Regions from separate parts of the Homo sapiens genome. Here region 1 is linked to region 2. Evidence: chromatin contacts called from ENCODE Hi-C or POLR2A ChIA-PET data. All regions are on one chromosome and are shown on one strand. Each heading gives the region's core, a stretch centred on a gene start or an enhancer-like site at or near the end of the contact. The rest is flanking DNA. Distances are from core to core; before and after follow the strand shown. Region 1 overlaps ETHE1 (ETHE1 persulfide dioxygenase). Region 2 holds the start of PSG9 (pregnancy specific beta-1-glycoprotein 9).

Evidence for each region. Hi-C counts contacts between places; a loop is a spot of excess contacts on that map. ChIA-PET counts read pairs that join two places held with the same protein, here RNA polymerase II (POLR2A). Pooled maps may share reads with other maps.
Region 1: a loop to region 2 is called in a map of CD8-positive, alpha-beta T cell, with 14 times the contacts of the local background. The contact joins the enhancer-like site here to the promoter of PSG9 in region 2. A Hi-C loop is called at or near these places in 1 of 168 maps with a recorded cell type or tissue (CD8-positive, alpha-beta T cell) and 10 of 50 pooled maps. POLR2A ChIA-PET finds 5 or more read pairs at or near these places in 2 of 52 experiments (BJ and IMR-90).

The regions. Positions count from the first base shown.
Region 1 is chr19:43,518,010-43,523,829 of GRCh38, reverse strand. All of the region lies in intron 3 of ETHE1 (ETHE1 persulfide dioxygenase), which reads left to right. Among named protein-coding and RNA genes, the nearest start is that of ETHE1, 6.3 kb to the left of the region's middle. Within about 2 kb of position 4,294, at least 2 of the 41 ENCODE cell types and tissues checked have a DNase peak (open chromatin) inside an H3K27ac peak, as active enhancers do.
Region 2 is chr19:43,268,084-43,273,660 of GRCh38, reverse strand. It overlaps PSG9 (pregnancy specific beta-1-glycoprotein 9), which reads left to right and starts at 4,131. Exons shown (of 6, transcript NM_002784.5): 1 at 4,131-4,293; 2 at 5,512-5,577. The coding sequence starts at 4,230.

The DNA.
Region 1 (5,820 bases), core at 3,045-5,544, 250 kb before region 2:
CAAATAGCTGGGATTCCAGGCATGTGCCACCATGTCTGGCTAATTTTTGTATTTTTAGTAGAGATAGGGTTTCACCATGTTGGCCAGGCTGGTCTCAAACTCCTGACCTCAGGTGATCTGCACACCTTGACCTCCCCAAAGTGCTGGGATTATAGGCGTGAGCCACCATGGCTGGCTTGTCTGAGATTTTGGAGATGGGGGTCCATTTTTCTCTCCTTTATTTTTCCTTCTACTTTAAAAAAATGAATTGTTAGCCTGGGTGTGGTGGCTCATGCCTGTAATTCCAGTACGTTGAGAGGCTGAGGTGGGCGGATCACTTGAGGTCAGAAGTTCGAGATCAGCCTGGCCAACATGGTGAAACCCTGTCTCTACTAAAAATACAAAAATTAAGCGGTATGGTGGTGAGGCACCTGTAATCCCAGCTACTCAGGAGGCTGAGGAGGCAGGAGGAGAATTGCTTGAATCCGGGAGGCAGAGGTTGCAGTGAGCCAAGATCGCACCACTGCACTCCAGCCTGGGTGACAAAGCGAGATTCCATCTCAACAAACAAACAAACAAACAAAACCGAGTTGTTAACATTCATGGAATGAAAGGAGTCCACATATTATACATGTGTATGAGTACTTACCCAGATCCCGATACAGAACTTGCCCATCACCCCAGAAGTCTTCCTTGCCTCCCTTTCTGGCCAATGACCGCCCTCCTAAGGCACCATTCTTCTGATGCATTTAACCACAGGCCGGTTTTGCCTGTTCTGACATTATAAACAGGACTTATACAGTGTACTCTTTTGTGTCTGGCCTTTTTTCCACTCTACATGATGTTGGTTTATACTTGGAGTTCTTTCCTTCTTATTGCTATAGAGCAGCAGTTGGCCACCTTTTTCTGTGAAGGACCAGATAGTAAATATTTTCAGTTTTTACAGGTAGTAGGGTCTCTGTGACAGCTACTCAGCTCTCTTATTGTGGCATGAAAGCAGCCACAGACACTGCATAAATGAATAGGCATGGCTGTGTTCTAATAAGACTTTATTTGTGGCCTCTACATTTGGATTTTAGGTCAGGCTCATGCCTGTAATCCCAGCACTTTGGGAAGCTGAGGTGGGTAGATCACCTGAGGTCAGGAGTTCGAGACCAGCCTGACCAACATGGTGAAACCCCATCTCTACTAAAAATACAAAATAAGCTGGGCGTGGTGGGGTGTGCCTGTATTCCCAGCTACTCAGGAGGCTGAGGCAGGGGAATCGCTTGAACCTCCCCCGGGAGGTGGAGGTTGCAGTGAGCCCAGATGGTGCCATTGCACTCCAGCATGAGTGACAAGAGCAAAACTCCATTTCAAAAAAAATAAATAAATAAAATAAAAAATAAAATTTGGATTTCATATAGGTTTTTTTTTAAATTTGTTTGAGACAGGCTCTTGTTCTATTGCCCAAGCTGGTATGCACTGGCGTGAGCATAGCTCATTGCAGCCTCCAACTCCTGGGCTCAAGTGATCCTCCTACCGCAGCCTCCTGAGTAGCTGGGACTATGGGCATGTGCCACCATGCCCAGCTAATTTTTAAACAATTTTTTGTAGAGACTGAGTCTTGCTGTGTTGCTCAGATTGGTCTCAAACTCCAGGCCTCAAGCAACCCTCCTGCCTCGGCCTCCCAAAGTGTTGGGATTACAGGTGTGAGCCCCATCTAGTTTTTACATGTTACTTTGATAGTTTTCAATGTGAAAAAAAGTTAAAATGATTCTTAGCTTACAGGCCTTACAAAAACTGATGGCAGGCCAAATTTGGTCCACTGGCCATAATTTTTGCCCTACAAAATGGGCAGGTTGTGGTGGCTCCTAGGCTCAAGCGATCCTCCTTGCCTCAGCCTCCCAAAGTACAAAGTGAATTACAGGCATGAGCCACTACACCCTATTTTCCTTCTGATTATTCAGTTTTTGGCTACCACGAATAATGCTGCTATGAAGATTCTTCTGCTAATATCTTAGGGAACATTGTCATGAATTCTAAGGACTGGATTTTCTGGGTCACTGAGTCGACAAATGTTTAATTTTCATAGAAACTCCCAGTTTCTTGAACTGGTTGTTCATCTTACATAAAAGATGGGACAAATTTAAGTGGTTTCATTGTAGAATGAGTTTTCTTTCTTTCTTTTTTTTTTTTTTAGAGACAGAGTCTCACTCTGTCCCCCAGGTTGGAGTGCAGTGGCACAATCTTGGCTCACTGCAATCTCTGCCTCCCTCTGGGAGCCTCAGTTCCCTGCGCTAAAACACAGGGTTTATCACAGCACCTTCCTCTTGAGGCTGTTTCAAGGATTAGCTGGCTGCCTTCAGGATCTCCAACCCAGAGGTTCCCCTTCTAGGTGTGAAGCCCAGAGACACCCTTGCTCATGTGCACAAAAGACAGCAGGGGTGTAGGGCAGGGGACAAAGTACACAGCAGGGGACTGTTTAATACATGATGACGCTACAAGGCAGTGGATCGCCAAAACAGGAGTAATTCTTTTTTTTCTGAGACAGAGCCTCACTCTGTCACCCAGGCTAGAGTGCAGTGGCGCAGTCTCGGCTCACTGCAACCTCCGCCTTTCGGTGATCCTTCTGCCTCAGCCTCTCCAGTAGCTGGGATTACAGGTGCGCACCACCACATCTGGCTAAATTTTATGTTTTTATTAGAGATGGGGTTTCGCCATACTGCCAGGCTGGTCGTGAGCACCTGGCCTCAAGTGATCTGCGTGCCTCAGCCTCCCAAAATGCAGGGATTACAGGAGTGAGCCACCGCACCTGGCCCAAGTTTTCTTTTTTTAATAAACTGATTGAGAAGTGAACATCTTAGCTGCCACAGGGTGGCCGAATCAGAAAGTTAGGTTTGCTGTTAAATATGCTGGCTTAGAGAAGTACTGCTGAAAACACTGATCCCCCAGGTCCCTTAGAATCAGAGAGTCTGATTTAATTGTTCTGGGTGGACACAAGGAATTGGCATGTTTTAAAAGCTCCACCATTGATTCTTATGTGGCTCAAGTGTGGGTTTCAATACTTCCTCCTTTTAACATTGTGAAACGAGTAATTTTTCTTCCAACATTTTATTATGAAAAATTTCAAGCATAGAGAAAAGCTGAAAAAAAATTTTTTTTTTTTTTTGAGACAGGGTCTCACTTTGTCATCCAGGCTGGAGTGCAGTGGTGCAATCATAGCTCACTGCAGCCTCAACCTCCTGGCTCAAGCGATCCTCCTGCCTCAGGCTTCCAAATAGCTGGAACTACAGGTGTGCACCACCACTCCTGGCTAGTTTTTGTGTTTTTTGTAAAGACAGAGTTTTGCCACATTGCCCAGGCTGGCCTCGACCTCCTGGGCTCAGGCAATCCTCCCTCCTTGGCCTCCCAAAGTGCTGGGATTAGAGTGAGCCACTGCACCAGGCTTAAAATTTTTTTTTACAGTGTACATCTCTAACCATCCATCACTTCATCTTTTTTTCTTTTGAGATGGAGTCTCACTCTGTTGCCCAGGCTGGCGTACAGTGGCACAATCTTGGTTTACTGCAACCTCTGCCTCCTGGGTTCAAGCGATTCTCTTGCCTCAGCCTCCCGAGTAGCAGTAGCTGGATTTACAGGCGAGTGCCACCACACCCAGCTAATTGATTTTTAAAAGATTTTTAGTAGCGATGGGGTTTCACCATGTTGGCCAGGCTGGTCTCGAACTCCTGACCTCAAGTGATCCACCTGCCTTGACCTCCCAAAGTGCTAAGATTACAGGTTTGAGCTGCTGTGTCCGACCTATTCTTTTTTTTTTTTTTTTGGGTGGGGGTCTCGCTATGTTGTCCAGGCTGGTATTGAACCCTGGCTAAGGTGATCCTCCCGCCTCAGCCTCCCAAGTAGCTGGGCCTACAGACGTGCACCATCATGCCTTGCTGTAATTGTTCTATTTTATTATTAGTTATTATTGATTTATTAATGTGCCTAATTTATAAATTAAACTCTATCATAGGTGCGTATGTATAGGAAAAAGCATAGTGTGTAGGGTTCTGTACTATCTGCGGTTTTAGGCATCCACTCCGGGTCTTGAAATGTATCCCAGGCAGATAAGAGGTGTTTACTATAGTTTTGAGTAATGAAGGGAAAGAACTTGGGAACCAAATGGAAAAGAAGCTGAGAGCTTACTTGCCACCAGGGGGCAGTGTAGGCCGTGGGAACTCCAAGGCCAGCAAGCTGAATGCTTTACAGGATTCCTTCTGGGTTATGTTTCTTTGATGGGGGTAGTTTCAGGTTTAGCTGCTGCAGGCAACAGATGAAAGAAAAGCTCTGGGGATGTGTCACAGACATGATGCATCATGGAAGGGAAGAATGAATTTGTTGAAAGAATTTGGGGTTAGGCAGGCTGGGCTGTTGCGGAAATCACTCGACAAGTTTCAGGGACAATGAAGGCTGCTTTAGGTCAAGATGTTATATGTTCCCCACCCACAATTTCTTATTTTGAATTTTTTAAAATCTACATTGAAATAATAGTACAAAATATAACAATACACAAGCACAGGCCGGGCGCGGTGGCTCACGCCTGTAATCCTGGCACTTTGGGAAGCCGAGGTGTGCGGATCACCCGAGGTCAGGAGTTTGAGATCAGCCTGGCCAACATGATGAAACCCCGTCCCTACTAAAAATACAAAAATTAACCGGGCATGGTGGCACGCTCCTGTAATCCCAGCTACTCAGGAGGCTGAAGCATGAGAATCACTTGAACACCCAGGAGGTAGAGGTTGCAGTGAGACGAGATCGCACCACTGCACTCCAGCCTGGGCCACAGAGCAAGACTGTCTCAAAAAAAAAAAAAAAAAAAAAAAAAAAAAACAAGCACAAATTTCATCAGCCATCAGAGCAATTATGTCACTATAGGTCATGAAACTTTTAGAACCGCGCCCCTCTCCCCCAAATGTTTTTGGGGAATGCGAGTGAAAATGGGCAAAAAGTCCAAAAATCGTTTTGATTTTGCAGAATGTCAGGGTTCTCTAGGCTATACTTTGAGACTTCCTCTTTTACAAAACCTTTGTCACGTCTAACAAAATATGCAGTAACTTTTTTTTTTTTTTTTTTTTTTTGAGACAAGAGTCTCGCTCTGTCGCCCAGGCTGGAGTGCAGTGGTGCGATCTCGGCTCACTGCAAGCTCCGCCTCCCGGGTTCATGCCATTCTCCTGCCTCAGCCTCCCGAGTAGCTGGGACTACAGACGCCCACCACCACGCCCAGCTAATTTTTTTTTTTGTATTTTTAGTAGAGACGGGGTTTCACCATGTTAGCCAGGATGGTCTCGATCTCCTGACCTCGTGATCCGCCCGTCTCGGCCTCCCAAAGTACTGGGATTACAGGCGTGAGACACCACGCCCGGCCAATATGCAGTAACTTTATATCATTATTAAATATTCAGCTGTGTTCAGATGTCTCCAATTACCCGAGGAATAATTTTTACAGCTTTTTTTTTCTTTTTTCTTTCTTTTTTTGGTAGAGATAGGATCTCACCATGTTGCCCAGGCTGGTCTCAATCTCCTGGGCTCAAATGATCTTCCCCTCTCGGTGACTCAAAGTGCTGTAATTATAGGTGTGAGCCACGGTGCCCAGCCTACGGCTGTTTTTAGGAACCAGGATACAATTGAGCTTAGTGTTTGGCCATTATGTCTATTTAGTCTCTTTTGTGTGTGTGTTTGTGTTTTCTTTTTCCTTCTTTTCTTTTTGTTTTGTTTTCTTTTTTATTATTTATTTATTATTTTTTATTTATCAAAAATCTTTTTGGATCTAGAACAGTTTCATATCCTTTTGCCCCAGGATATTGACTTTTTTTTTTGAGA
Region 2 (5,577 bases), core at 2,882-5,381:
GATAACCACATGCAAAACAGTGAATTTAGATAACTCTACCTCCCACCATATCAAACAATTCTCTAAAAAATTGATCAGTGAGTTAAATATAAGATCTATAACCATAAAAACATCTTAAAATAGACATAGATGTAAATATTGATGACCTCAAATGTGCAATGGATTCTTAGATATGATACAAAAGCATGAGAAATAAGAAAAAAATATACATTGGGCTTTATCAAGATGTGAGCCTTTTGTACATCAAAGGAAATTATCAAGAAAATAATTAATAGATACAGAATGAGAGAAAATATTTGCAAACCACATATAGGCAGTTTTCATGTCCAGATAATATAAAGAACTAGCTACAACTCAATAACAAAAGGACAAACCATCCAATTTATAAATGGGCAAAAGACTCAAATAGACATTTCTTCAAGGAAGATATACAAATAGTCAAGAAGGACATGAGAAGATACGCAACATCATTAGTCGTTAGGAAAATACAAAGTCAAAGCATCAATGAGACACGACAACTCACCTACAAAACTGGCTACCATTCTTTTAAAATGTTAAATAACAAGTACCAGTATTATGTAGAATTTGGAATCTTCATACATTGCTGGTGAGAATATAAAAAGGAGAAACAGTTTTGCTTTTCCTCAAAAAGCTAATCATAGAATTCTCATTTGAAACAACTTCCATTCCTAGGTATATACCCAAAGAATTAAATCCAGGGACTCAAACAGGTACTTGCATGGGAATGTTGATTGCAGCATTATTCACAAAATATAAAATATGAAAACAATCCAAGTGCTCCTCAACACATCAATAAATAAATATGGTGACACATACAACAGAATGTTAATCTGCCATAAAGAGGAATGAAGCTCTGATACCCACTGGAACATGCATGGACTTTGGAAATATTATGCTAAGTGAAATATGTCAGAAACAAATTAACGTAAGTGTATAATTCCATTTATATTAGACATCAAGAATAGGCAAATTCATAGAGACAGAGTAGAGATGATCAAAGTCTAGGGTGGAACATACAAGGAGGTATTGTTTAAAAGATACAAAGTTTCAGTTTAAAATGATAAAAATTTTCTAGGGAAAATAGTGGTGATGGTAATTTAACACTGTGTATGTGGTTAATTTCACTTGATTGTGCATTTTAAAGTGGTTGAAATAGCACATTATTCACAGAACTGTGAAAAATAGATTTCTATTATATCGTTCACCCAAGCTAAGGTGTTTGTTATGGCAGCTGAAGCCCATGAATACATCATCTGACCCAGTGTGTCAATGAAACACATCAGTATTTCAATCAAATTAGCTGGAAGCTCCTGTCCCCAGGAGAATCAAAGGCCCCAAAACAAGAGCTCCAGCAAGGGCTCAACCAGCACAGGTCCCATAGGGCAGCCTCAATGTCAGGCCCTGGATGGCATGTGAGGCAACAGCAATACAACCACAACGTGAAAATGTAAGTATTTTTACTACTTCCAGACACTAGGGAGCACTCGGCACACCTGGAGACCACAGACACAGTGGTCAGTGACCCCATGCAGGGAGGAGAGAAGAGACCTGTAAGCGAATGGCTTTATTAAGTCCAGGGTGTTATCTGACAGGTTTCCAGCAGGGAGCTTTAATGGATGTGTTCAAAGCAAGCAGCAAACACTGGGACCAGGAGCTCACGCTGTGACTGAGAGGTAGTCACTTTAAATGTGAGGGCGAATGTCAGAATTATCAGTTTAAAGAAAGCAGCTTGAGAGAGGGGAGCCCAGCACACCAAGCAGGAGAGATGCCTCTAAGATTTTATCTCTGGACACCAACTGGAGCCACTTGAACCAGACACAGTATTGAAAACTACCATGGTGACCAAGCCCTGCCTCTGATTTGAGGCAAATAAACTTACACCTTAAAAAATGAATGCCAAGGCAACATGACACTATGAGCATCATGACATCCAGGGACACCAGCAGGGTGTGGTACTGTGCCCTGGAGTCAGAATCCTGGGTTCTGGTCCCTGGGAGTGAGAAAATGAAAATGACTTGTCCTTGCCCCCCTGACGTTGATCTTCCCACCCTGCTGCTCCCTCTTCTGCTCTCAAACCCATGTGCAGTGCTCAGCCCCAGGCATCACTGCCCCCAGGGTATTCACAGTGTTGCCTACTGCACACAAACACAAACTCACAGAAGGTGACAAAAATCTGCGTTTGGGACATCTGATTGTGAAAGAGGGATAACAGTGAACGTAGAGCCACAGAGACTGGGACTCACGGGGCTGGAAGGTGAAGGAGCTGTAACATAACATATGTGTGACCTCGTGTGAAGTGGAATAAAACATGCAGCCTGGCCTGGGATTGCTGCCGTTCACACTTCCCTCCCTGTCCACCAGAGGGCGACAGAGTCCCTCCCAGCCTGGAGCCTTCCCAGGGGATGCCAACCTCCCTCAGCGGAACCCACAGCCCAGCAGGGTCCACCCTCACCAGGGTCACTTCGGCCCAAGTCCTCAGCACCCTCCATGCTCCCCACACGGACTCTGTCAGTTCCTCCCTGACCTGGCGGCCGCCAACCTAACACCACTCCCTCTGCAGGGAGCTCCTGCCCCACACACCTGCTCCTTCCCTGGGCCCAGCTAAAGGCATCTCCCAGGGCAGCGCTGGTGCACGCGACGCCACACTGGGCGCTTTCCCCTCGTGAACTCTCTCCATCCTCATCAACTCTTTCTGTCACTGCTCCCTAAATGCCTGCCCCTGCTCCATCTGTCCTGTTCTCTGGGGCTTCCCAGGCCAAGCCTAGCGCCGACACAGAACAGCGGCTGCCTGAGGGCCCACAGCCTCCCCGGGAATCAGCCAGGCACCCTGTCACCTGCCTGCCCCCTGCACCCCAGGGGGCTCAGAGAGCGTGTGATGGTCATTCACAGGTACCATCCGGGATGTGGCCACCTACCCCCAGCTGTCCCTTGGGAAGACAGACCTCTCCTGTGTACTTGCGTGGAGAAGGGCGGTGTTATTGCTCTTTGCTCCCAGAACACAACTCACCCCCACCCGCCCTCTCAGGTGTGAGCAACGTCCCTCCAGAGAGCCTCTCTGGTCACTGCCTGTTCCTCCTCTACAGACAGCAGCTTGGCCAGGTCAAAACCCTCAGGACAGACCCCTGGGTGTGTCAGCACATGGAGGGCTGAGCCCATCATGGCCACGGAGTAAGTCGGGATGAATCTCTCCAGCTCTGAACCCCTGCTCTGTCCCAGGCTCCCCCTCCTGCGTCTCAATGAGCCATGTCCCGCGGGGTTCCTGGGTAACTCCCCACTTCCTCCTGCACCACCACGGGGAAGGTGTGGTGACCACAGGACAATCAGCTGGGCAGAGAAGAGAGGACATCAAAGATGGTCAGGGAGAACATGAGAAACCCTGAGCTCCAGCTCAGCCGCCAGACCCCAGGGAGCCATAGACTGACAGAGAACTGTCCCTTTGACTATGGGACTCACAGCCCCCACTGAGCAACCAGCACAGGCCTCTCCTCCTAAGAGGCATGAGAGATTCACCCTGCACACCTCCAGGAAGGACAGTTTCCTCTGGGACACCCAGGTCCTGAAAGTCCATCCTTGGAAGCTGCAGTCAAGCTTGACACGATTAGAGAAAGGAAGGGTCCCTCTCACCAGGCAACACACAGCTCACCCACAGCACAATGGGGTGTCACTGTGACAGGGACCTGGTGCATCTCCAGCCTCCTGCACTGAAGGGGAGAGCCAGATGGGGATGAAAGAGGGTAAAAGGCATGAATGTGCACCCCAACCCAGAGCCATGGGGACAGCAGGAGGCTGAGGCCCAGGACTGTGCTTGCCCAACCTGCAGGGTATGTGCCTGACTGTGTGGGTCTGTGTGTGTCTCTTCTGTGTGTGTGTGTGTGTGTGTGTGTGTGTGTGTGTGTCTGCACAAAGTGTGTGTTGAGGTTTGGTGAAAGAATCACTGCTGAAAAAGGCAGAGGCCTCCACAACTCCCAGGGACCTGAAACACAGACAAAAGGAAAAACAGAAGGAGGGACAAGGAGGCAGGACTGAGAGAGAAGGGGACAGAGAGGTGTCCTGGGACTGACCCCGCCCATGAGCTTGAGAAGTGCTCCTGCCCCGGGAAGAGGCTCAGCACAGAAGGAGGAAGGACAGCACAGCTGACAGCCGTGCTCAGACAGCTTCTGGATCCCAGGCTCATCTCCACAGAGGAGAACACACAGGCAGCAGAGACCATGGGGCCCCTCCCAGCCCCTTCCTGCACACAGCGCATCACCTGGAAGGGGCTCCTGCTCACAGGTGAGGAGAGAACTTCCTGGGAGAGGACAGGGGGAGGAAGCGGAGTGACTGGATGGGGTCTCCTGGAGAGGATGGGGTTGTAAAATAAAAGAAGCCAGCTCTTAGGGAGGCTGAGGTGGGTGGATCACGAGATCAGGAGTTCAAGATCAGTCCGGCCAATGCAGTGAAGCCCAGTCTCTCCTAAAAATATAAAAAATTAACCAGGTATGGTGGTGTACTCCTGTAATCCTAGCTACTCGGGAGGCTGAGGTGGGAGAATCATGTGAACCCGGGAGGCAGAAGTTGCAGCTAGCCGAGATACCGCCACTGCACGCCAGCCTGGGCGACAGTACGAGACTCCGTCTCAAAAAAAAAAGAAAAAAAGGAAAGAAGGCTCTGTTGCAGCCTGGATAGGGGAAAATACACCAGAGAGGGACAGGGGTCAAAAGAGGAAAGTCACATTGAACCGGAATTGGTAAGAGGTAGGAAAATCTTAAGTGTTCTGTTTTCCTGATTAATCATCCGGGGCCACCACATTTTGAAAAATGATAATAATAACTATATCAGATGACACTTCAAATAAAAATATAAGCAGGACATGAAACACTATCCTCAGCAAAAAACCTCAACAATTGGGGGAAAAAAAAACACCCAGGGCATGGAGGGCCCTGAGAACTCTCACATCTACAGGAGTCTGCAGCCTGTCCCAGGCACTGGGGTGCAACCAGGATCACAAAAGTCCCTGTCCTCACGGAGCTCACGCTGTCATGGGGAGGAAGACAGACATGCGAAGAGATGTAGAATGTGAGATCAGGTGTTGACAAGAACCCTGGAGGGAGCAGAGCAGGGAAAGGTCAGAAAGGGAAGACCCAGGGTCTCTGAAGGAGGTGTCAGGAAAGAAGTCTAAGGATGCCCTGATGTGAGCAGGACCTGAGGGCAGTGTGGAGGGGGCCGTGTGGACCCCTGGGGAAGAGGATTCCAAACAGAAAAATGCCAAGGTCAGAAGTGTTGAAGGAATGGGGGTCATGCTGCTGACCTTGACCTAGTAGGACAGTAGGACACACACACATACACATACACAAACACACATGCCCGTTTTTTGTGTGTGTTTGTTTGTATGTGTGCGTGTGTGTATCTTCAAGGCTGAGGATGGAAGAGACCTTCTCAGGACCCAGGGCCCCATCTTTTCACCACAATACATAGGTCTCAATATTAACTGATGCTGTCTCCCCCTCCTAGCATCACTTTTAAACTTCTGGAACCCGCCCACCACTGCCGAAGTCACGATTGAAGCCCAGCCACCCA